Linked DNA regions of Mus musculus: regions 2 and 3 are each linked to region 1. Evidence: chromatin loops called from intact Hi-C (ENCODE). Cell type or tissue: heart. All regions are shown on one strand.

Region 1 (8,000 bases):
ATCACCCTTTTTTGAGCTGTGCTGACTTCTTCACCAGCCCTCACCACAGAGAAAAATCTAATGCTGTGTTGTCTGATATAGCAGATGGACACTAGGCATGGATGCTGAAATTGAAATTAAATTAATTCATTAAAAATTTTAAATCAAATATCATTGTTCCATAGTGTGTGGGGATGCTGCCAGGCCCACCCAAACATACTAACATCTATGGATGCTCATGTTGCTTACATAAAACAATGTAATACTTGCTTATAATTCAAGAGTTGCTTTCCAGACACTTTAACCTCTAGACATTATCTACAGCAATGTAAAGAATGTGGAAGTGGTTGTTATAGTGTATTGGTTTTGGGAACTGTGATAAGAAAGAAATCTATACGTGTTCAGTATATATAAATTTTTAACAATTTATTTTCAATAATTTTATTATTGTGCAAAAAATAATATATTTTCAATCTGTAGTTAGTTGAATCTTGTGGTGTGAGATGGATGTGTTAAGAGCTAAGATGAAGAGTGTACAGTCTCAGTTCTCCAAGTCAAATTGTGCACATGATTCTAGTGCTGTGTTGTGGAATAAAGACTATTTCTATGACATTAGGAGGCTTCCTAGTCTCCATGTAATAGCCTGACTCCGTTAAGACACTTCTTACCTTGTATTACTCACACACATTCTGCTTCCCAAATGAGCCCTGTTTGGTCACCATGTTGTTGTCTTCATTTGTATTCTATACTTTATTTTGCTTTTGAGACAGAAGCTCCGGTATGCTAGGCTGAGTTTGAACTTGCTGTGCAGATCAGAATGTCCTTGAACTGTCCCTGATCCTTTCCTCAAGCTCCACAGTCCTGTGATTGCAGATCTGCCACCAAACCTGGCTAGAATTCTTTTCTATTTTTTAATGTAGGTTGGAGTTACTCTCTACTGTCCTTTTCCGTACAATTTGAATGATGCCAAGTCTCTTAGTTTTTAATCCACCTGAAAGTCTTTCAGTTTCCTCTTTACTTTTGAAAAGATGATTTCTGAAGATTGAGTTCTTGTTTGGCAGTCTCACTCTTTAAAAGCTAAGAATTAATTGTTCCACTGACTTTTGGACTCCGTGGCTTCTGAAGAACTATCAACACTTAGCCTGATCAAGGGTCCCTTGTCTATGATGAGTCCTTTCTGTTTTGTTTCTTTGTCTGTTAGTAGTGATTGCAATTTTCCAGATATGGGCCTTTGTGTTTGCCCTATCTGGTGTTCACTGAGATTCCTGCATGTGTTTATTAATGTCTTATCAATTTTAGGAAGTATTTAGCCATTATTTATCCAAATATAATTTACCATCCTTTTCTCTCTTTTCCCTGGGGTATATATTGGCTTACTAGATTACATGCCTGAAGCTCTGTGTATTTTCCTTTTTCTTTTCTCTCTCTTTTTTTTTTCTGTTCTTCAGATTGGATGATTTCAGTTGGCTTTATCTCCAGATGTTCTGACTCTTTCATCTGATAGTTTGATCTGCCACACAGGTCTATTTATAACCGTTCTTTGCAAATCATGCTTTGAAAAATCACCTGTCTTCATGATGATTAGCCAGCGCTAATTTCTATATTGATCATTGGTTGTTATTTGGTAAACTACTGTACAGCAGAGAACAGTGGGACAAAGATGAGATAAAATGTCCTGAATCTTGCTATGTGTTATGAATTGATTTTGAAGTGTCCTGCGCAAAACAAGGTGCTTGAACTCTTAGTCCCTAGGTAAAGCTGGGTGGTGGTGGAAAAGTGTGTTGTAGAGACAGACCTTGTGGATTATAGCCCAGTCCTGCTTCTGGTCCTTTGTTCTCTTCTTCCTCTCAGTCATAGTGATGACTAGATACTACAGGTTTCTACTGCCACAGGGTGAGCTTCTGAAGTCACTCCTTCATGACAGACTCCTCCACCCCTGGTATGTGATGAGCCCAGAGCCATGGGGTTCTCAGACTCAGCACCACTTGAAGTCACAGAAGAGCTAAGAACAGAGTCTGGGTCCAAGGGCTGGGTCTAGCCTGGGGCCGGGGGTGGGAGGAGGAAGGGGAGAGTCCTTGGCTTGACAGCTGGCTTGATGGCAGTTGTGGCTGGGAGCACAGAGCTAGCTGCCTTCTATGGGAGACTAGACTGCAGCTCTCTAGTCAAGGCCTTCTTCATGGCTCCCCACAGCGCATCCTAATGAAAAAAGACAGTCCATGGTTCCAAATTATTGTTATGGTGGAAAGTAGGTGTGTTAAAACCATACCCCACTTCTCAGGGTGGGCCTGAGATTAAATACCTTTTGCAGGGAGAAATGTCTGGGAAGGAAAGCTTATTGGCTCCCCCTCCAGGCCTCTACCGTACATCATTAGCATGGAGATCTCTGTCTTGAGCCTATGTGACCATAAGACAGAGGTCTCTTCTCCCATTGTCTTAGTCTGAGATGTTACAGATGCCTCATCTACATGTGAAAGGGCTTGGGACATTGCCCTTATGTGGCTGATGGCCACATATCTTTGGAGCACTGTGGCTGTGTGACAGTGGCCTGGTGCCTGGGAGCAGGTAGATTTCCCACTGTCCCTTTAGCTAAACCGAGGATCAGTCTACCTTTCACGATCCACCTTCCCACATACCTGAAGCTCAGTAACCTTTCTGAGGTAAGAGTTCCAACTGGACACGTTAATATGTGGTCAGCAAAGACTGCTAATCTAAATGTTTTAACTATTTGAATTTCATCAGGGCTGCATGTGAAATATTGAGAGAACCTGAAAGAGTATTAAAGACACTGAAATCAAGGACAGTCTTCTCTTCTAGAGACAGCCACATCACCAAAGCTGTAAACAGGTCCTATCCAGTGCTTACTCTTGTTACCAGGTGCATCCCTTCCAGAGATCAAATCATTGGAGGGGGTGGGGAGTGCCAGATGCTGTTTTCTTCCCCTTCACTCTTAGTTCCTTCTCCTCCAAGGACTTTGTTCCCCACTCTCTCCTCCAACCGACCACAGCTAGTTTCTAGAGAGCTCTCTGCACCACAGATCAGCACAAGAAACTCAGATCCATTGGAAACTATTGAAGTGGAGCAAGCACTTACAAAAGGCTCAGTTCCTATTTAAGACACTGCATGTCCATCATCCTGCTTAGGTAATTTCTTAGATATGCTTGAGAAGTGTGGTTTTCACTTTAAAAAACACAGTAAGAAAATGTTCTTTTTTTTTTTTTTTCTTCTGGAAGCTTTTGAGTTATTTCAAGTGGATCCTTATAAAGAATTTATATGAATTCAGTATTTCTGAGGCTTTTTGAGAGTGTCTAATCAAGTTCCCTTAGTAGTACATATAGGAGCGATTAGATGTACCAATTTCTGTGAAATGTCAGTTATCTTTCCTTAGACACCTTTTTAAAAAAGATATTATTGATTTATTATATATAAGTACACTATAGCTGTCTTCAGATACACCAGAAGAGGGCATCAGATCTCATTGCAGATGGTAGTGAGCCACCATGTGGTTGCTGGGATTTGAACTCAGGACCTCCAGAAGAACAGTCAGTGCTCTTAACCACTGAGCCATCTCTCCAGCCCTTCCTTGGACACCTTGGAGGTGCAAATTATTTTTTCTGTATTTGTTAGGGAATAGTGTACGGCTTACCCTGTGGTGTGGCATCTGTGGACTCTCTTTTCACAGGACATAGAGCAGGTGAACTTGAATGTTGCCTATTTTACTCCTAAAAGAGTAAACATTGAAGACCTTTTAACAGAACAGCTTGGCCTGTGGGTATATACTCTTAGCATTCGGACTGTATCTAATGTGCTTTTGTCTTCCTCCACAGCAAGAGAGAAAATATCACTTCTCTCGCTAGTCAAGAATTTTTAAGGAAAAAAAAAAAAAAAAGGACTTCAACAAAGCAGGGTTATGAAATGAAAACCGAGTTGATCTGAATAAAACCTGTTGCCTCTCTTGTCTCACTCAGGTCTCCTGTGGACATGATCCAGCAGCTGCTGCTGGGTGTGCTGTACTGCCCTCTGCTGTGTGGGCCCAGCTATGCCCCACCCTGCTACCTAGCAGGACATCTACATGAGATCCACCCTCTTTATAGAGCTTTAAGTGCATGGTGTAGGCTTATTAGCTACAGACACAGCGTTGCTCAGCTGCTCTGCACATGTGTGCATCTTACCTGCTCTATGGAGTACTAGTTGGCAGAAGCTCCTTGGGTGCCCTGCATCTCTGAGCATGACATCTGTCATCCTGCTTTTGGTTGCCATAAATTTGGTCATTAGGTAGCTCCGATGAGAATAATAATGCCGTAGTTAGCCTTCTGTAACTATCTTATTTCATTCAACAAAAATGTCCTACTGGTTCATATTCGTCTAAGAATGTGCCAATATTTCCTTCTTTTGAGGTTGAGCAATATTTCTTTTTATGCATATTAGTTTTCTTGTTACTTTGACAAACCCTGACGAAAGTAACCTAAGGAATGGATGGTTTATTTTAGCCCACAGTTTGAGGCCACAATCTACCATCACAGGCAAGGCATGGTGGCAGTGGCACACGGCAACTAGTCACATATTGTGACTTTAATCAGCATGCTGGTTAGTTTTGTTAACTGGACATAAACCGAGTAACTGAAAAAGAGAGAACCTCAACTGGGGAATTGTCTTCATCAGATTGGCTTGTGGGCATGTCTGTAGAGCATCTTCTTGATTAATTAATGCTTGATCTGTGAAAACCCAGCCCACTCCTGGGCAGGTGGTTATGTGTTGAAAAGATAACAAACTGAGCAATCCCTGGGTAGCAAGCCAGTGAGTAGCGTTCTTCCACAGTTTCTGCTTCAGTTCCTGCTTCCAGATTCCTGCCTTGAGCTCCTGCCTTGGCTTCCTTTCTCACTGAACTGTAAGATGGAAATCTAAGCCAAGAAAACTTTTTTTGTTGTTCTGTTTTGTTTACCCAAGTTGGCTCAGGATTTTATCACAGCAATGGAAACCAAACTAATACAGGGAGGATGGAGATAGCTCCCAGTGAATGCTCAGCTCCCTTTCCCATTTTTATACAGTCTGGAGCTGCATGGAATGGTATTGTTTACAGTTAGGCTGGATCTTTCCATCTTAATTAATCTAAAAAATTCCTCCAGGGCCTTCTCAGAACTGATGTAGTGAGCCTTGGTCCTTTCAAGTTGATACTCAATGTTAATAATCAATGTGTATATGTAACACTTTTTCTTTTTGACTAATTCATTAATTTACAGAAATATAGTTTGTTCCCACATTTTGGTTATTGTGAATAAATACCACTGTAATGAACTCATATATCTTTTCTTATATATCTTAACTTCTTATTGATTCTTTGTGAATTTCACATCATGCATCCCAGTCCCACTCATCTCCCTGTCCCTTCATACCTGCCTTCTGCCCTTGCAGAAAGAAAGAAAAGAAGAGAGAAAAATAGAAAAGAGAAGAAAAAGCCCAGCATGGCATTATGAAACAAGGAACCTTCAAAGATGACGTTGAGTTCATTTTCTGTGGACCATCTACTTCTGGGCATATGGTTTACACTTACCAATAGTTAGGTTTCCCAGTGAGGATCCCATGAAGAAAACTAATTATCATTTGCAAGTGCCTATCAATTGGAGGTTGCTTCTGGGTTAGGGATGGGGACATATGTCCACTTCTCCTTTTAGCTGTAGGACTCCACTTGGTGCAGACCGGTGCAGTCCCAGTGCATGCTGTCTCAGTCTCTGTGAGTTCATATGTGTATCAGTCCTGTTGATTAGGGGACCTTGTTTTCTAGGTGTCCTCCATTAACTCTGGCTCTTACATTCTCTCTGCCTCCTCTTTTGCAGGGCTCCCTGAGCTTTGGGAAGAAGGACTTGATGGTATATCCTGTTAGAAGTTGATGTTCTGAGATCTCTCACTCTCTATATAGTCTGACTACAGTTTTTTGTATTTTTCCTATCTGCTACAGTAGGAAGTTTCTTTGATGACGGCTGAGCAAGGCCCTGGTCTATGATTATAGAAGAATGTCACTGGAAGTCCTTGTCCTGCTACTTTCCTTTGGTAGAACATAAGTATTTGATTTGACCCTGTTGCGCGCACTCAACAGGCCAGGAAGAACGACGCTGCTACAGGATCCTTCTGCACACATTTATTCAGTCCTGTTTCTTCTTTCTCCATATATCTCCCTTGTTTATATATCTCCCTTGTTTTTATATCTCCCTTGTTTTTATATCTCCCTTGTTTATATATCTCCCTTGTTTTTATATCTCCCCCGAACCCTGGGCCTCTCACTCTTTTATACTCTCAGTTCCCATCCACGCACAGCAGGCCACACCACCTCACCAGGCACACAGCTTCAGCTAATCAGGGCAGCAGGGGCAAATCTCCACCAAATTGGATTCACCTGTATCCTGGTACACCTGCCCAGCACTCAAGATGTTTGTGTCTTATATGAGGAAGTCAGGTGCAAGTCATATGACTTAGCTGCAGTCCCTGGCGCCTTTGGGACTGCCGCCACACCCGCTCCCCACAATTCCCCCTTTTTTCTTTTTTGGCAGAGAGAATGTCTGTAGATAGCCCCCCGCAGCCATGCCCCTTACCCGTCCTTGGGTGACAAACAGCATTGGTTTGATCCCTGTCTTAGGTTGGTGACATGCCCAGGGAGTCTTATCACTGACTACCTCTCTATCATGCCAAGCCACACCTGGGGAGATTGTGTTTTGCTTGTGGCAGGTGCATCAAAAGGCCAGGATGTTGATTAATCTATGGTCAAATCTTAATTGCTGCAAGCAAGCCTCATGGGTGAAGGTAGAGGTCTGATCCCCAGTGTGCAAGCATAGGGGCCCTACACAAAACCATCCCTTAGGCTCATCACCCAGAGAGGTCTTGGCCAGCTCCCGTGTCGTTTTTCCTGGGGGAAGGGAACTAGGACACTGAACCTTCATGCAATCAGACGTGCCTTCCACAGGATGCCAACAGCAAGCTATCCTCTGTGCAGTGCTTAGCCTCGCAACCCATGGCATAAAGCAGCATTATTTCTTTTAGAGCGGCAAACCGAATCTGAGGAGATTGTCCCGCCTCCACTGCAGCAAAAGCCTACGCTACCATGGCGAAAGTGCGGGCCGCACACTCTGCACCTAACACATGTGCCAAACACAAAAAACACACACACTATAACAAGCATACATCCCAGGGCTCTCATCCCCGCTCATCTTCCCTGAAGCAAGGGATAGATAGCCAGAGGGGCTATATCTTTAAGGGGAATTCAGGGATCAAAAAGTGTGGAAAGAATATCATGTCGAGCTGGTATCGGCTTCTGGAATACCGAAAGGATCTCTCATCTCGGCTCCATCCTTTGTGCTTGTGGGATCATCCACCACATCCACAGGGGCAACTGGATCAGGAGCCTCATTCTTGCAGCGTCTCACCAATCTCTCCGGCACCCAAAGAGGTTCCGTCTGGTCCTGTGGGAACACACAAACAGACCCTCTCGCCCACATCAACACCTGATCCGGTCGATCCCCAGTGGAGATGGACACAATACCTCGTGGTGATGAGACCACAACCTCAATCACCTGTGTGTCCATCTGGGGAGTCAATATGAGAGTCAAGTTTTCACTAACTTCCCTCTGTTAGGCAATGATTTCCACGCCCTTATAGGAATCTGATTCACCTGCTCAAACACCTGCAGTGGATATCCTGTTTGTTGTTGTGCAAATCTACCTTGATCAAGCAGCATATTTCTATCCCATGCAAATTCAGCTTGATCAGTGAAAATAGGACATCCCAGCAAGGAGAATCTATCCTCTTTCCAGACCTCCGGACAGAAGGTCTGCCCATAGATGGCTGCCGAGGAGGCATAGGGAGGGGGAGCAGAAGCTAATTCACCTCCTCCTCCGCCTCGACTCTGTTGTCCTGTCCTTTCTGTCCACCTGATAACACTGTGTCTCCTTTCTTTTTCCTTTTTCTTTTTAAGCCCTTTTCCTCTTCTGACATACTTTCTTGTTGCTCTATAAGGATTTTCTGACCTGTCTTGA
Region 2 (8,000 bases), 240 kb after region 1:
TTTATTGATTTTGGTATGTTGAATCAATCCTGTATCTTTGCAGTGAAAACCATATGACCCTGGTGGATAACCTCTTTAAAATATTAATTTATTTATTTACTTATTTAATGTCTACAATCATTTACATGCATGTTTGCTTGTGCACCACATTCATGCCATACTCCAGGAGGGAAGAAGGAGTGTTGGATCCTCTGGAACTAGAGTTACAGATGGTTGTAAGCTGTTATATGGGTTCTGGGAACCTAATCCAGGTCCTCTGGAAGAGTAGTCAATGTTTTGATCCATTTTTCTGGCCTCATAGTAGAAAATATTTTGATGTGTTCTTGAATTCAATTTATAAGTATTTTAATCGGGAATTTTTACATTTATGTTCATAAAGGATATTGATGTCTAATTACCTTTTTTCCTTTATGTGGCTTTGGTTTCAGGATAATTGTGAAATCATAAGGAGGATTAGGAAATGTTATCTCTCTATTTTAAGGAATTACACGAGGACTATTGGCATTAGTTCTCTGTTTAAAGTCTAGGCTTTTTTGTTTGGGAGTTTTTTATGTTTGTTTGTCTCCATTAAGTTAGAATGTATGTGTACAGATGCTTATCTTCATGTATGTCTGCATTCCATGTTTGTGCCTGGTGCCCACGGAGGCCAGCAGAGGGCATTGGTTCCTGGACCTGGAATTAGAACAGCTTTGAGCTGCCATGTGGGTGGTGGGAATCAAACCCTGACCTTCTGGAGGAACAGCCAGTGCTCTAAACCACTGGGTGACCTCTTCTGCCCCTGCTTGGGAGAATTTTAATTATTGCTTCTATTTTACTGTGAGCTATGAGTTAGTTTAAATTGTTTATTTCATCTTGATTTAACTTCCATAGATTATATTTGCTAAAACATTCATCGATTTCTTGTAGGTTTTCCAGTTTGGTGGAATACCATGAAATTATCTATGATTGATACCGGTTAAGAACACTGCATTCCAGGGCAGGCCCCATGTACAGGAGTTGTTAGCTAATGCAAAATGGAATTTTTGTACAAGCTTGCAATCCCACCAACAATGGAGGAGTGTTCCCCTTTCTCCACATCCTCGCCAGCATCTGCTGTCACCTGAGTTTTTGATCTTAGCCATTCTGACTGGAGTGAAGTGGAATCTCAGGGTTGTTTTGATATGCATTTCCCTGATGATTAAGGATGTTGAACATTTTTTCAGGTGCTTCTCAGCCATTCGGTATTCCTCAGGTGAGAATTCTTTGTTCAGCTCTGAGCCCCATTTTTAATGGGGTTATTTGATTTTCTGGAGTCCACCTTCTTGAGTTCTTTATATATATTGGATATTAGTCCCCTATCCGATTTGGGATAGGTAAAGATCCTTTCCCAATCTGTTGGTGGCCTTTTTGTCTTATTGACGATGTCTTTTGCTTTGCAGAAGCTTTGCAATTTTATGAGGTTCTATTTATCGATTCTTGATCTTACAGCACAAGCCATTGCTGTTCTATTCAGGAATTTTCCCCCTGTACCAATGTCTTCGAGGCTTTTCCCTACTTTTCTCCTCTATAAGTTTCAGTGTCTCTGGTTTTATGTGGAGTTCCTTAATCCACTTAGATTTAACCTTAGTACAAGGAGATAGAAATGGATCAATTCGAATTCTTCTACATGATAACCGCCAGTTGTGCCAGCACCATTTGTTGAAAATGCTGTCTTTTTTCCACTGGATGGTTTTAGCTCCCTTGACAAAGATCAAGTGACCATAGGTGTGTGGGTTCATCTCTGGGTCTTCAATTCTGTTCCATTGGTCTACTTGTCTGTCACTATACCAGTACCATGCAGTTTTGATCACAATTGCTCTGTAGTACAGTTTGAGGTCCGGCATGGTGATTCCACCAGAGGTTCTTTTATCCTTGAGAAGAGTTTTTGCTATCCTAGGTTTTTTGTTATTCCAGATGAATCTGCCGATTGCCCTTTCTAATTCGTTGAAGAATTGAGTTGGAATTTTGATGGGGATTGCATTGAATCTGTAGATTGCTTTTGGCAAGATAGCCATTTTTACAATGTTGATCCTGCCAATCCATGAACATGGGAGATCTTTCCATCTTCTGAGATCTTCTTTAATTTCTTTCTTTAGAGACTTGAAGTTCTTATCATACAGATCTTTCACTTCCTTAGTTAGAGTCATGCCAAGGTATTTTATATTATTTGTGACTATTGAGAAGGGTGTTGTTTCCCTAATTTCTTTCTCAGCCTGTTTATCCTTTGTGTACAGAAAGGCCATTGACTTGTTTGAGTTAATTTTATATCCAGCTACTTCATTGAAGCTGTTTATCAGGCTTAGGAGTTCTCTGGTGGAATTTTTAGGGTCACTTATATATACTATCATATCATCTTCAAAAAGTGATATTTTGACTTCTTCCTTTCCAATTTGTATCCCCTTGATCTCCTTTTGTTGTCTAATTGCTCTGGCTAGGACTTCAAGTACAATGTTGAATAGGTAGGGCGATAGTGGACAGCCTTGTCTAGTCCCTGATTTTAGTGGGATTGCTTCCAGCTTCTCACCATTTACTTTGATGTTGGCTATTGGTTTGCTGTAGATTGTTTTTATCATGTTCAGGTATGGGCCTTGAATTCCTGATCTTTCCAAGACTTTTTATCATGAATGGGTGTTGGATTTTGTCAAATGCTTTCTCAGCATCTAACGAGATGATCATGCGGTTTTTGTCTTTGAGTTTGTGTATATACTGATTACGTTGATGGATTTCCGTATATTGAACCATTCCTGCATCCCTGGGATGAAACCTACTTGGTCAGGATGGATGATTGTTTTGATGTGTTCTTGGATTCGGTTAGCAAGAACTTTATTGAGGATTTTTGCATCGATATTCATAAGGGAAATCAGTCTGGCGGTTCCTCAGAAAATTGGACATAGTACTACCGGAGGATCCAGCAATACCTCTCCTGGGCATATATCCAGAAGATGTCCCAACCGGTAAGAAGGACACATGCTCCACTATGTTCATAGCAGCCTTATTTATAATAGCCAGAAGCTGGAAAGAACCCAGATGCCCCTCAACAGAGGAATGGATACAGAAAATGTGGTACATTTACACAATGGAATACTACTCAGCTATTAAAAAAATGAATTTATGAAATTCCTAGGCAAATGGATGGACCTGGAGGGCATCATCCTGAGTGAGGTAACCCATTCACAAAGGAACTCACACAATATGTACTCACTGATAAGTGGATATTAGCCCAGAAACTTAGGATACCCAAGATATAAGATACAACTTGCTAAACTCATGAAATTCAAGAAGAAGGAAGACCAAAGTGTGGACACTTTACCCTTTCCTAGAAATGGGAACAAAACACCCATGGAAGGAGTTACAGAGACAAAATTTGGAGCTGTGACAAAAAGATGGTCCATCTAGTGATTGCCATATGCAGGGATCCATCCCATAATCAGCTTCCAAACGCTGACACCATTGCACACACTAGCAAAATTTTGCTGAAAGGACCCAGATATAGCTGTCTCTTGTGAGACTATGCCGGGGCCTAGCAAACACAGAAGTGGATGATCACAGTCAGCTATTGGATGGGCCACGCGGCCCCCAATGGAGAAGTAGAGATATTACTCAAGGAGCTAAAGGGAACTGCAACCCTATAGGTGGAACAACAATATGAACTAACCAGTACCCCAGAGCTCTTGTCTCTAGCTGCATATGCATCAAAAGATGGCCTAGTCGGCCATCACTGCAAAGAGAGGCCCATTGGACTTGCCAACTTTATATGCCCCAGTACAGGGGAACGCCAGGGCCAAAAAGGGGGAGTGGGTGGGTAGGGGATTGGGGGGGGCGAGTGGATATGGGGGACCTTTGGGATAGCATTGAAAATGTAAACGAGGAAAATACCTAATAAAAAAAAATTTAAAAAAAATGGAATTTTTGGGGGCATTTGCTCTTTTGGGGGGCATAAGTTTTGTTTTGTTTTATTCTCTTTTCTTTTAGTATCTTTGGGGGGTTCACAGGAAAGAAAACAATATGGAATTGAATTAGTAGGGAGGTGAGAGAATCTGGGACGATTTGGAAAAATAATATGATCAAAATATATTGTATGAAAAATTAAAAATGTAACTAAAAAGAAAAACCATCTTAACATACAAGAAGTTGTGAAACTACATGAACAAAATCTCACTTTTTGTGTGTGTGAGAATATTAATTTACATGAAACCAATTGTTTTAAATGATTTAATAGTGAGTGGAAAGTTTATAAAGTTTTCAGAATTGTGGTAGCTGAATTGTTCACATACTTTGCTTAGTGTAGCCAGGCTAGATATAGCTAGAGCCTAACTGCTTTAATTTGTGCCTGTGTACTTGTTCAAAGCTAAAAACAAACAAATACCCCCAAAACATACCCCCCAAACTCGCAAAATACCCCTCCAAAACCCTAAAAATCAAAACCAAACCAAACCAAACAAACAAAAAAATCATTGAACTTAATAAGAAAGGGAGGGCTCTCAGTGACACAATTTGGGAAACTAAACACTGGTCACAAAGACACCTTTATCTTTTGATATATGCAGTAAAATTGTATTTATTTGGTATTACATTTTGAATTTCTCTAAATTTCATATCTTGTACACTGATCTAGCACAAGGCTGGATTTTTTTTTTTTTTTAAATTTAATGTTAGAATGCATTCTTCCAGCCAGGAAAGCATGTGATTCTAATCCCAGGACTTGAGAGGCAGAGACAGGAGAGTCACCAACAAGTCTAAGCTGATCTGCTAATCAGGAAGTAGTTGTTTAGAGAAGGATTAAGGAAATGCTGGTTTGATTTAAAAAAAAAAAAAAATTTAAAATACTGATTTATAGGCCATTACTGCCATCTGCTGGTTATACAGCTTAGTTGCATTTTTTATGGAAAAAAAAAAAAACCTTACTGACCACTTTATTAATAATATCTAGGAAATAGATGCAAACTAAATACCCTTCAACTGAAGGACAGACAACAAAACTGTGATGCATACACACTCTGTGAAATGTGTGTACATGTACACTGTGAAATTTTAGTCTTATATAAAGAAAAGTGAAATCATGACAATTTCACATAAATGAAAGGAACTAGAAAAGATTCGAGGCTCCAAATGCCAAATACCCAAATGTGAATATATATCCTGGAGTAATTGTTGAAAATAAGAAAGTAAAAAGAGGTTTTGGTTCAGGGAGCAATAGAAAGGGGAATAGCCGGGTATAAGCGATCTGAGGGGGAAATTGGAAATGAAGCTTTGATTAAAGAGGAGAATAAATATGGAAGGAGAGAGGGGACATAAAACATCAGTAAGGACATCTGAAAAAGTCATAGACATATAAACACAGATATATAGTTAAATGGAAATTTTCTACCTGGGTTACCAATGCTCTTTCCAATGGCTAAAAAGCATCTAACAAGAATCCAAACAGCAGGCATGAGAAGCCTTCTTCTGAGTTGTGGGCAGAGTCCCCAAACCTACAGGCTATTGTTATTGCCCTTGGTTTTCCCCAAAGGTAGAACATAAGTCCCTATTTCTGAAGACACCATGCACATCAGAGGCTCCGGAGCAGGAAATGGCCTGAGTGGCTCCTCCTGGGGAACTAGCTTTTATGATAACATAAGGCATCATGCAAGCATCCAAGTAGGAAGGCAACCAACAGCCCTACCCAGCTATGATGCCTGTGAACCACAATGGCCAGCATGGCATGATAGCTTTAGGGGTGCAATAGTGGCATACATGCCTGTGGTAAACAGCTTGTTTTTAAACCGATTTAAGACCTGCTGGTACTGTAAACCTAGCCAACTCTTCAGGGCTAGTGAAGTCACGGGTCTTGAAGAACCTGAAACTGCCACTTTACTAAAACAGCATAATCCCTGATTACATTCTAAATACCTGTCCTTCAGCCCACAGAGAAGTGTAGTCCTCACCTGTCATCAAGGAAACTTCTCTTTGCAATAGAAACTATTAGAGAAAACCACAACCAATCAAAATGAAAAGATGTGAAGCTTAGTCCCAAAGAATACATCTAAAAAACACCTCTCTGACCTAAGGATCAGGGGTCATAGGTGATGTGGGTGGCGGGGGCGGGGGTGTGTGTGTGTGTGGAGGAAGATTGTAAGAACCAGAGGAACAGGAAACCTACCAGAGAAGCTACATTCATAAAGTATCGCAATGTAGCAGAACCAGAACCAAAACACGAGCAGAACCAGAACCAAAGCAATAGACATGGCAAAGTGGGCAGGGCAAGCCCAAGAGATCGCAACCCTACTTAAAGAACTGCAGGCAACTAAGGAATGCAGAAAGTGGAGGAATAGTCTTCTACAGGAGAGGGCACACCAATGCCAAACTGTCAGCCCTGAAAGCATACATACAAGTAGCATTACATAGACTGAGAAGGTTGTATTTAAGAATATATATAGTACTATATATATATATATATATATATATATATATATATATATACACACATGTATTATATATGTATATATGTATGTATATAACAAAAGTTAGTGAAAAAAGAGACCATGCATTTATTTTTCTTTTTAAAAATATTATTGATTTATGTGTTGTTCTCTGGAACTAGAGTTACAGATAGTGGAGAACCATCATATGGTTATTGGGAACTGGACTCAGGTACTCTGCAAGAACAACAAATGCTCTTAAACTTCTGAGCCATCTCTCCAGCTCTGAGGGCATGCATTTTGAAGAGAGCAAGGAGGGGTATTGAGAGGGTTTGGAGGGAAGGGGAAATATGATTATATTATAATTTCACAAAACATTTAAAAACTGATTGAATCAAAAAGGGTGTTACATAGGCAAATTTTAGATATATAGCTGGATAAGTTACCTTTAGGTAAGAGAGATAATTTTCTCAATCAGAGATGTGTTTGAATAAGAATGTCCCCCACAGGCTCAGATGTTTAAGTGCTTGGTTCTATCTCTGCCTTGTGGCTATTTTGTCAATGTGTAAGCTCTTAGCTACTGCTCCAGTAGATGCCTGCCTGCCCGCTGCCATGTTTTCCCCACCATGACAGCCATAGACTCTGCTATTACTACTTCAGGCTATTGCGATGTCAGGACTGACCATGCTGGGTTTGGGAGATATGTGCATGATTTGGGGGCTTTGAACTAGGAAAGCAGTTCAAATCCATGAGGTTGGCAGGCCATCTTCATAGAAACTTGGTTGGCAGTAGTACTAGGAACAGTGTGGACTGTGGCAGCCCAGTTCAAGAGATTTCAGAGGGGAGCAATATGTTCAAGAGATTTCAGAGGGGAACAATATTAGCAACTTAGATGTTAAGTCTATTCTTGTGATATTTTAGCAAAGAATGTGGCTGATTTCTGCCTTGTTCTAAGAATTTTTTCTGAAGCTAAATTGAAGAGTTTTGGGACTAATTTAAGGACAGTTCCTCAGGGTTCCCTACTCAGGTGATGAGTTGACATTAAAACCTCATATACCACTATATATTGGACTAGATTCAGGAAACACATCATGTTTATTTTTCCTTTAACACTAATAGGAAATATTTTCTATTATCACTAACTATTCACTCAAAAATGAATTAATGGCCCCGATGCTGCATGCCATGAGTAATTCTAGAACTTAGTACTTGATGTTGAGACTATTTCTAATATTTTATTGATAACAATTAATAGCACAATGAATATCCACATAAAAGTATTTTTAAAGGGTGAGAGGGACTAGATTTTACTTTTAAGGATGGGCCATAGGTCCCTATATGCTTCACGGACAAGGGAAAGAAAGTACAGGGAAAAGTTAACAAGCAAGGAAGAGGTAATTGACACAGACTGGACTCAGTCAGCCCCTCAACCCGCGGGATAATCAGGGTCCTGGTACCCAGGTAGGCAAGGAGTCTGCAGGGTGACAGAGTCAAACATAAGGGAGTGTTGATCTGAATGTAATTTCTGAAAGTGATCATCAGACTTATATTACAGAAGAAGTTGGGTGACACATCAGCCAAGGT
Region 3 (8,000 bases), 160 kb after region 1:
TTGGGCTGAGTGAGACTCCCAAATTTAGAAGTGACCCAACCTCAGCAATCAAGCAAATATTTTAATGTGATTTTAAAAATCGAAATGTTTGAAATTCTTGACTTTTAAAGAGTAGTCTGCTTTCATAGCCGGTGGTTTGGTTTGGTGCGGGGAAGTGATACACTTCAAAGAAAACAGAGAGTAGGAAACGAAGATGCAGGGGTGGAGTGAACATGAGACGTCAAGGCCACAGGTCCAAAGACGCTGTGGAATGGGGCCAGGCCAACACTCTGGCAAGCGGAGGACTGGTCCCAAGAGGACATGGAAGCTACAGTCTCCTCAGCTGCTGCCTCTAGAGCCTGCAGCTTAGGAAATATTCCGCAGCCTTTAGTGCCTGCTCTCCAGATCACGTGGGCACTGAAGATGGACAGCAACTGCCTAATGTCCGCGCTACGCCCCTCTCCTCCCAGCCTTGACTGGGCTGGAATGTGAGACCCCAGGTGCGCGTTCTCTCAGCTTCCGGATGGTGACACGTAGGAAGCTGTCTTTGCTTTGGCCTTAGAAAGGGAGCTGGGTAAAGAAGCCCAGCGCCTTAGAGCTACCAAGGTCCCCTGCAGATCTGGATGTTTAGGACCACAGCCTGCTGCGTTTGCTGGGACCCACATCCTTGCTTCCCACAAACCGCGTGTGTTCGAAAATACCTAACGTTTCCGTGGAACTTCTCGCAATTCTCAGTCTGATTTCGCGCGGAACCTTCCTTATCCAGCACCAGGCAGCGCAATGCTCCCGCGTTCCAAGGAACGCTCCTCGGGGGGTCTTTTAGGGATGTGGCCGCCTTGCTCCCCGCACTGTTTGGGGCGTCTCTCCTCCTTTGCAAACCAAATTTACTGATCTAAAGGCTTGGTGGCCTTTACTTTTAAAGTGTCTACCCGGAAGAACGGGAAGATCGGGATAGGACTTAGGGCCATTATAGGAAGTAGTTGCCTGATTACTGTGAAGCTGATGTCCCTGTTGCCCTTGACTTCTGTCTCCCAAGCTCAGCTGCGCGATGGTGCCCTCTGCTTGGTACCTGGCCCAGCGCCCAGGCGCAGCTCTCACCCTCCGCGCCTGCGGACGGCCAGCTAGATTTTTACGGGATCTGTCCCTATAGCTCCCGGCAAAGCGTCCAGAGAGCATTCGTTAACTCTGGAACCTAGGCTGAAAGCGGCTCGCTGATTACTTCCTAGACAGTTTGAGGGAGTTGTCTTAAGTTCCTGAGCTCAGGGGGACTGCAAAAGAGAATTTTCTAATGCGCGTGCCTTATATTAGGGGACATTGCCCAGACCTTCCAGACAGTATCGAAATCTTAAATGGCTCTGCTAGCTCTGAAGTTTAGCTGTCTTTGGCAGTCCAAGCGCCTCTACGTGGTCTCAATCTTCGGTGTATAGTCCAGAACAATCTGATATCTCTGTGGTCAAGAATATGCAGCTCAAATTCAAATAATTAAATAGCTGCATCGCTTTGCTCCTGTGGAGTCATCGTCGTTACTTACGGTTGGGTGCTTTACACACACTGCACATTTTTAAATTCACAAAGCCATCTATCATATAGCAATAAAGTATCAGTCCCATTTTAAAAGTAGATGATGAGACCAAAGCTTGGAGAGGTTTAGGAAGCCCACATAGCCACAGTGCTAACAAGTGTTAAAAGTCAAGACTCAAAGCTTTCCTCAAGTCCAAAGCCGTTTCCAGTGTCTGAAAGCAGCCTGAACACACAAGCCTGTCAGCAGCCCAGGCGGGGTTGAGGGAAGTGTTAACGTGATTGCTTTGTTCTAGCTCCACGGGGGTTTTATGCATTAACCCTTGCTCCCGGACGGTTTTGAAAGGACCTCAGGACTAGTTACCCTCAGCTTCCCTAGGCAGGAGGTTTAGATTACCCTGAGGCGATTCCTCTCTGTCAGCACTAGCTACAGGTCCTATAGCAACACATTGATTCATATAGGCATTGGATCTAAGAGGAGAGCAGCTTACCAGTATAATAAGCCTGTAGTAATGTTTGGCTGTGATGATCGTTTCAACGCCAACAAGATGCATAGCTTAGGGACACCCAAGTGACTCACCTCTGGCCTATGGCTTTGTTTAAGTGTTCATTTCAATTCCTTCAGCTTGCTGTCTCCTCCCACTTGCGCAGTCTCTTCTGCTTTTGAGTGATTTTCTGCCCACAAACATCCTAGAACTGGGACACAGTGGCACTTGTAGGAAAAGGGAAAGCAAGTTCAGCAATTCTGCTTTCCTGTGCTCAGTCTGCTTCTCTGAAACTGATGTATCTTTCAGGATGCCATTCCAACAATCTAAGCTGCTAAGGTAGTAAAGACAGTACCTCCCCTTATAAGATGGAATAATAGTTTTATTAATTAGGGTGTAACAACACAGTGAGCTATTGAAAACTAGATCCAACCAACAAAATCTACATTAGTTGAAACATTATATCAAGGTCTAAGTAAACCTCTCTCTCCCAAATTAAAAAAACAAAAACAAAAACTCTCTTCTTCAAATAAATCCATCTTCCTTGACAAACTCTAAAAAAATCAGACAAGAAGCAAACCAATGGGAACCTTACAATAAAAAGAAAACACTACCTTGATTGAGACATTGTATCTAAGGCCAGGAGAGATGGATGAGCAGCTAAAAGCATTTGCTCCTCTTTAGAGATCTGGAGGACTTCACTCCCTAGCACCCACACAGAGGGCTCACAACAGCCTGTAATCCCAGCTCCAGGAGATCTGATACTCTCTACTGACTTGCACACACTTATGAGTCCAGAGATTCCTGACCTGTGGGGAGGAGAGGGGAATGACTGGGACATGGTTGGAGGATGGGGGAGACTTGCAAAAAAGAGACACTGCTCTGCCAACTTGTCACCTTCGATCTTTTCAAAGTAGTTGGTCCAGACAAGGAAAAAAAAAAAAAACCTTCTAGTATGAAAAGTCTGCAGTTTTACTAATTTCTAATTTCCCTCAACATTGACACATTACAACCCAAATGCTGAAACGAGCAAACATAGACAGGATGGCCAGGCCAGTCTAAATCAGAACTTCCTCAGATGCCAACATTCTGTTTACACGGGATGTTCTTCATAGTTATTCTGGCTCTCGATTTCGCCCATAACTATGTTTCGGGAGCTGTGAAGAGGATGCAATGGGAGACAGGGTATGTCTTTCTTTTTATGTTCTTCACCCCACCCCTCCCCTACCCCCTTAAGACCTACCAAGAGGTTCCTAATCGCCAGATCAACTGGCTGGAAAGGAGAGCAAATATTTACAAGTATAGCTTGAGTGTGTGTGTCCTCTAGAGTTTACATGGTTGAGAGTGAAGCGGATTACCCCGCGAATTTGGAGAATTCGAATTATTTAGACTGAGCAAGGCCAACAGGACTCCCTCCACAAGGCTGTGGGAAGTCCTTAGCCCAGTCTGCGTCTGCAAGGCAGATAGATGGTTCCGTGTGGGGGGGGGGCGGGGGAGGAGCCAGAAAGTCACTATGCATCGCATGGTCCCCTTAGAGCTCCAAGTCCTGACCCCCCCTCCTTGCTTCAGGCCACTTCCCTACTTTCAGAGTCTCCAGAATAGAAAACCCAGACTAGAAGGGAAACAAACCACCACACAGCAGAAAGCCAGGTTCGCCAAAAACAAAATCAACAAAAACAAACAAAAAATCAAAACAAAGTATCCTTCCTACAGGCACCCTGCAGCTCAGCATTCTTTCCCAGAGCCCTGCCTCTCCAGCTCTCTGTGAAAAGAGACATAACTTGGGGACTGTCAAGTAGGGGACCTAGCACTAGGCACTGTGCTGCGTCACCAGGTTAATGCCGCTCAGCGATGAGGAATTTGCTCTACTGGGCCCTTCTCAACTATTTGGGAGCTCCAGTAGGAAAGGTAGAAAATGCGGAACTCAGTAGGACTTCCTTTGGTGACATTCAGTCCAGAGCAACGCAAATGCCTGTTTCTGGGTAGCAGTGAAAGTGCCTCTCTAGACAGCGCATGCTTCCCTCCTGCGGGATCTGAGACTCTGGGCGGAGGCGGTCCGGCTAGCTCCGCCACCCTGTTCACTGTGCGTCTTCTCCGGCTCTCCACCGGGAGCGCAGAGGCAGGAGGGCGCAGTGCCCTAGGCGCTCTCTCCCTGCGCCGCTCGGCCCCGCCCCACTCCGCACAGTCTGGAAGCAGTGACGTGAGACCACGCTGACTGGCTGCTGCCCGCAGGGATGGCCACCGCCAGCAAATTAAGGCGCGAGGCAGCAGGCGCCTAGGCACAGTTTAGGTCGCGCCTTGCTGCGCTCTGCAGAGAGGAGATCCGACTCCCTGGTTTCCGCACCCTCTAGAGTCCCACGCCGATCGTCACCTCCTCGGACTTGGGCCACTCAGCGGACCCAAGGAGGGAAGGGAGGGAGAACTCGGCGTGGGTGCTGGGGACCCCGCGTTTTGCGCAGTGGGCTTACAGTTTTGAGTTCCCGGCTGGTCCCCACCCTGCTTTCCTGCTGGTTCGAAGTCTCTGCGGCTCCCCTGCTTTGCTCTAGTGGACTGGAGAGGCCATCAAAACCTGGGAACGGACGCTTCGGGGGGGTCCCCAGTTCCGCTTTGCTTGCTCTCTGGAACTTTGAGCTGCAGTTTCGGGTCTTTGTCTCCCTTTGGGGAAGCTGGACTGTGGTTTGTCAGTCCAGGTTCCTGAGCAGGACCGCACGCTGGGAACCATGGAGTTCACGGCGTCGCCCAAGCCCCAGCTCTCCTCTCGAGCCAATGCCTTCTCCATCGCCGCGCTTATGTCCAGCGGCGGCCCCAAGGAGAAGGAGGCAGCAGAGAACACCATCAAACCCCTGGGTAAGTCGGGGTACTAGGCAGTCAGTATGGGCCCTGCTAATCTGTTTCCCGGGTGCGGGCAGTTTGCTCCGCGGGAAGCAAAGGTGGCTTTTTCTACCGTCTGGATCTACTGCTAAGTCTCAGAGTATGGACCAGAATTCGGTCCTGGGAGAAAGACTTTTTTTTTTTCTTTTCCTCTCAAGTTTTCTTTGGAGGCTTCACCATCAATTAAAGGTAGTGAATTCTCACTACCGGCTTGTGTTTGTATTCGCTTTCCCCAGTTTCTTGGAATCTCGACATCACTTAGATAGTATGAATGCTGTACAAATTTGTTTGTTTGAATGAAAACAAATTCAAGGACAAGTAAGGGTTAAGATTCGGGATCCACGGTGGTATATAACACCCAAGCCTGCGCTTGGAATCAAAGACTCTGAGACTTCACAAGAAGCCAGTTTAATTTTTCTATCACAATTAACAGTCTTAATATGTCTGAAAAGGACTATAAAATAGGCCGGTTTTTCCACGCAAGAGCCGGCTTTTTTTTTTTTTTTTTTTTTTGGTCAGGAACCCCCATTTTATACTTGCGATTTTCAATTGAGACTGGCAAGGCCTCCCCAAATTCCTCGAAATTTAACACTGTCTCTATAAAAACTGTTTTCTTTACAGAGGAAACTAGGCACAGATTAAAGAGAGATGAGCGGTGAGGGTGTCTTGAGCACACGAGAGTTGTATAAAAGCAACTGCTCAGGATAGGGGTTCTGAAAACCCTTACAACCCAGGGAAAATGAGTTGCTATTCTAAGGGCCTTGGTAATAATTATCGCACACCCTAATCGCCGACTATCAGAAATCAAGTAGCTAAGTTAAGACAGTTGAAAAAAGTCATCACTTTTTTCTTTTTCGCTATCCCTTCCCAACTCTAATACATTTCACATCCAAGATAAACACTAGAGAAGAAAGGGGCTTGGGAAACTAAGGAGTTTACACAGTGACAGGAGATTACTAAAGTCCAAAACAACAGTGGTACCAAGGAGATGTAAGACAGGGAAATGAGTGTGAATAAGAACTCCTAACTTCCACCTAAGTCAAGATCTGCGAAGGCAATGTGAGCAAGCCAACAAATCCTGATTATTTAGAGAGAGCATTGGCTACTACTGTCCAAGTTGGACCTGCTGAGGCTTCCGATCATTATCCTTGTACTTAGGGAATTTAATACCCCCATCTCATTTTGGTACCCAGTAGGAAAAGAAGATCTCAGGTCAAAATTCCTGACAAACATGTGAGCAGTGGTCTGGAAGCTTGCCAGCTCCACTACTCTCATTTCTGTATCAGTTCTTTAACTAGTTTTCTAAATAAAACAGAATAAAACAAAGCAACAACAAAAAATGTTCTTCAATCAAAATTACAAATTTTAAATGCTAAGCCAATCCTAGCTCTCACCCCGGTTACCCCCTCCAGTCTCTGAAAGGAGTCTGGTCACCTGTTTGGAGAACAACTCTTGTCCATTTTATTCTTATCCCTTACACTCACCAGCCCAACAGAACAAATTACTTAATGTCTAAATCAAGACTCAGAAACTGAAACACCCAAAGGTTCTTTTAGGAGATAGAAGGTTGTTTCATTGGGGAAAAAGATGTCTGCAGATGGTGGATTTCCAATGTGTCACTCAAGTATATTAGCTCTACTCCAGTAACCTCCTGGGCAGTTCTTTCTTGTTGTCCTTCTCTATTTCTGTGGTGCTCTGGCCAGGTGGCACTTACAGGGCTTGCCTGTCAGTTGTTGGAAAATAAGAGAAAATTAGATGGTGTCCCAATTCCCTATAAAGATGTGGTGTATATTCACTTCCAAAAGTGTTTCAGGATGTTGGTACTTTCTGGGTTCCTTTGATTTTGAAACAACCTGCATGATAATTCACTTGATAATACTTAATTCACTCACGTCTATTTTCCGTTAGCCTCACATTAAGAAGCATGAGAGATAGGAACCATTTCATCGCACAAACTCAAGCACACACCACACACATGTGCGTACACACAACTGGCACTGGTTGGCATTCAGGAGAGCAGTTAGAACATGCTGGTTTGATGGTAGGGGGTTTGAAGTAATTTCTTTTTTAAGAGATGAAAGATAATTGGCAGAGGAAAACAAATTCAATCAAACAAACACCCTGTATTGCCCCAAAGTTAGTGTCCAGTCCCTTATCTGCTGAGCCAGAAAATGTCTGACTCATAGGCAGTGATATTTCAATCTACTGGTGATTGGCAAAACCTTTTCCTCTTTCAATTCCTGCTATCTGGAGTTGAAGTTGTTTCTCTCACTTCCAGGGCTATTTGGAAGAAAAGCAGTTGCATACATAATCGCTCTACTAATCTATCCCTATCTTAAAAAAAAATCTGTTCGAGTCCACCCCTGTGATTTAGCATGCTGGGTGCTGGTATTTTTCTAGTGCTACCCTCTGCAGCTGCAAAGTCTAGAATTTGGGTTGATTGTCATAATAGTTACATTTTATCTTTCAAGACCACAGCCTTCCCTTTCCTTCATTCCTTATATTTTATTCTTAAGAGAGCTACAGCCATGTAAGTAATAAATCGGCCCTTGTTCTAGATAGATCCTGCTCATTTGATTTAGTTAGCGTCCAGCCCCGGGCATGTCCCAGGTTCATTTGCACAGTTATGAATCATGCGTTTCTGCCGGGGGTTTCAGAGTTTAGTCAAATCCAAGTACATGTTTTGGGTACTCTTCCCAGCTCCTTCCTACTATGTTCCTTGTTAGTTAGTAATAGCGGTCAGTCTTCCTTCTCCTTTCCTCCAGAACAATTTGTGGAGAAATCATCATGTGCCCAGCCACTGGGTGAGCTGACGAGTCTGGATGCTCACGCGGAGTTTGGCGGCGGGGGCGGCAGCCCATCCTCATCCTCTCTGTGCACAGAGCCACTGATACCCACCACCCCCATCATCCCCAGCGAAGAGATGGCTAAAATCGCCTGCAGCCTGGAAACGAAGGAGCTCTGGGACAAATTCCATGAACTGGGCACGGAGATGATAATCACCAAGTCTGGCAGGTAAGTTGGTGTGGGCGGGCGGGCACTGATCAAAGGGTACACCCTGCGCTCTCAGGAGCCATAATTTAGAGTTGCCGGGCGGAGCGCAGAGCGGTGGCTGAGCTCAGGGCTCTTAGCTTCCCACCAGTTCCC

What was found. A loop is a pair of places that touch in the nucleus more often than their neighbours do. Peaks named below come from ENCODE experiments on the same cell type or tissue, not always from the same donor. Only the 100,000 strongest peaks of a DNase experiment are listed, where the experiment ranks them.
Region 2: a loop joins it to region 1, with 2.8 times the contacts of the local background. A loop is called at or near these places in 4 of 42 quality-filtered maps.
Region 3: a loop joins it to region 1, with 3 times the contacts of the local background. A loop is called at or near these places in 2 of 42 quality-filtered maps.

Annotation. Positions count from the first base shown.
Region 1 is chr9:24,933,933-24,941,932 of GRCm38, reverse strand. All of the region lies in intron 2 of Gm40509 (a long non-coding RNA gene), which reads left to right. Among named protein-coding and RNA genes, the nearest start is that of Gm40509, 7.1 kb to the left of the region's middle. In heart, a CTCF peak has its summit at 4,005 (motif pointing left); no DNase peak of the experiment used is centred here; H3K27ac peaks cover 2,233 bases.
Region 2 is chr9:24,698,297-24,706,296 of GRCm38, reverse strand. No RefSeq gene overlaps it. Among named protein-coding and RNA genes, the nearest start is that of Dpy19l2, 6.0 kb to the right of the region's middle. In heart, a CTCF peak has its summit at 4,869 (motif pointing left); no DNase peak of the experiment used is centred here.
Region 3 is chr9:24,770,548-24,778,547 of GRCm38, reverse strand. It overlaps Tbx20 (T-box 20), which reads left to right and starts at 4,245. Exons shown (of 8, transcript NM_194263.2): 1 at 4,245-4,829; 2 at 7,619-7,868. The coding sequence starts at 4,703. It overlaps Gm29824 (a long non-coding RNA gene), which reads right to left and starts at 2,824. Exons shown (of 3, transcript XR_870586.1): 1 at 2,597-2,824; 2 at 2,078-2,193. In heart, a CTCF peak has its summit at 4,089; DNase peaks (open chromatin) are centred at 317, 1,067, 4,177 and 7,957; H3K4me3 peaks cover 7,906 bases; H3K27ac peaks cover 7,906 bases.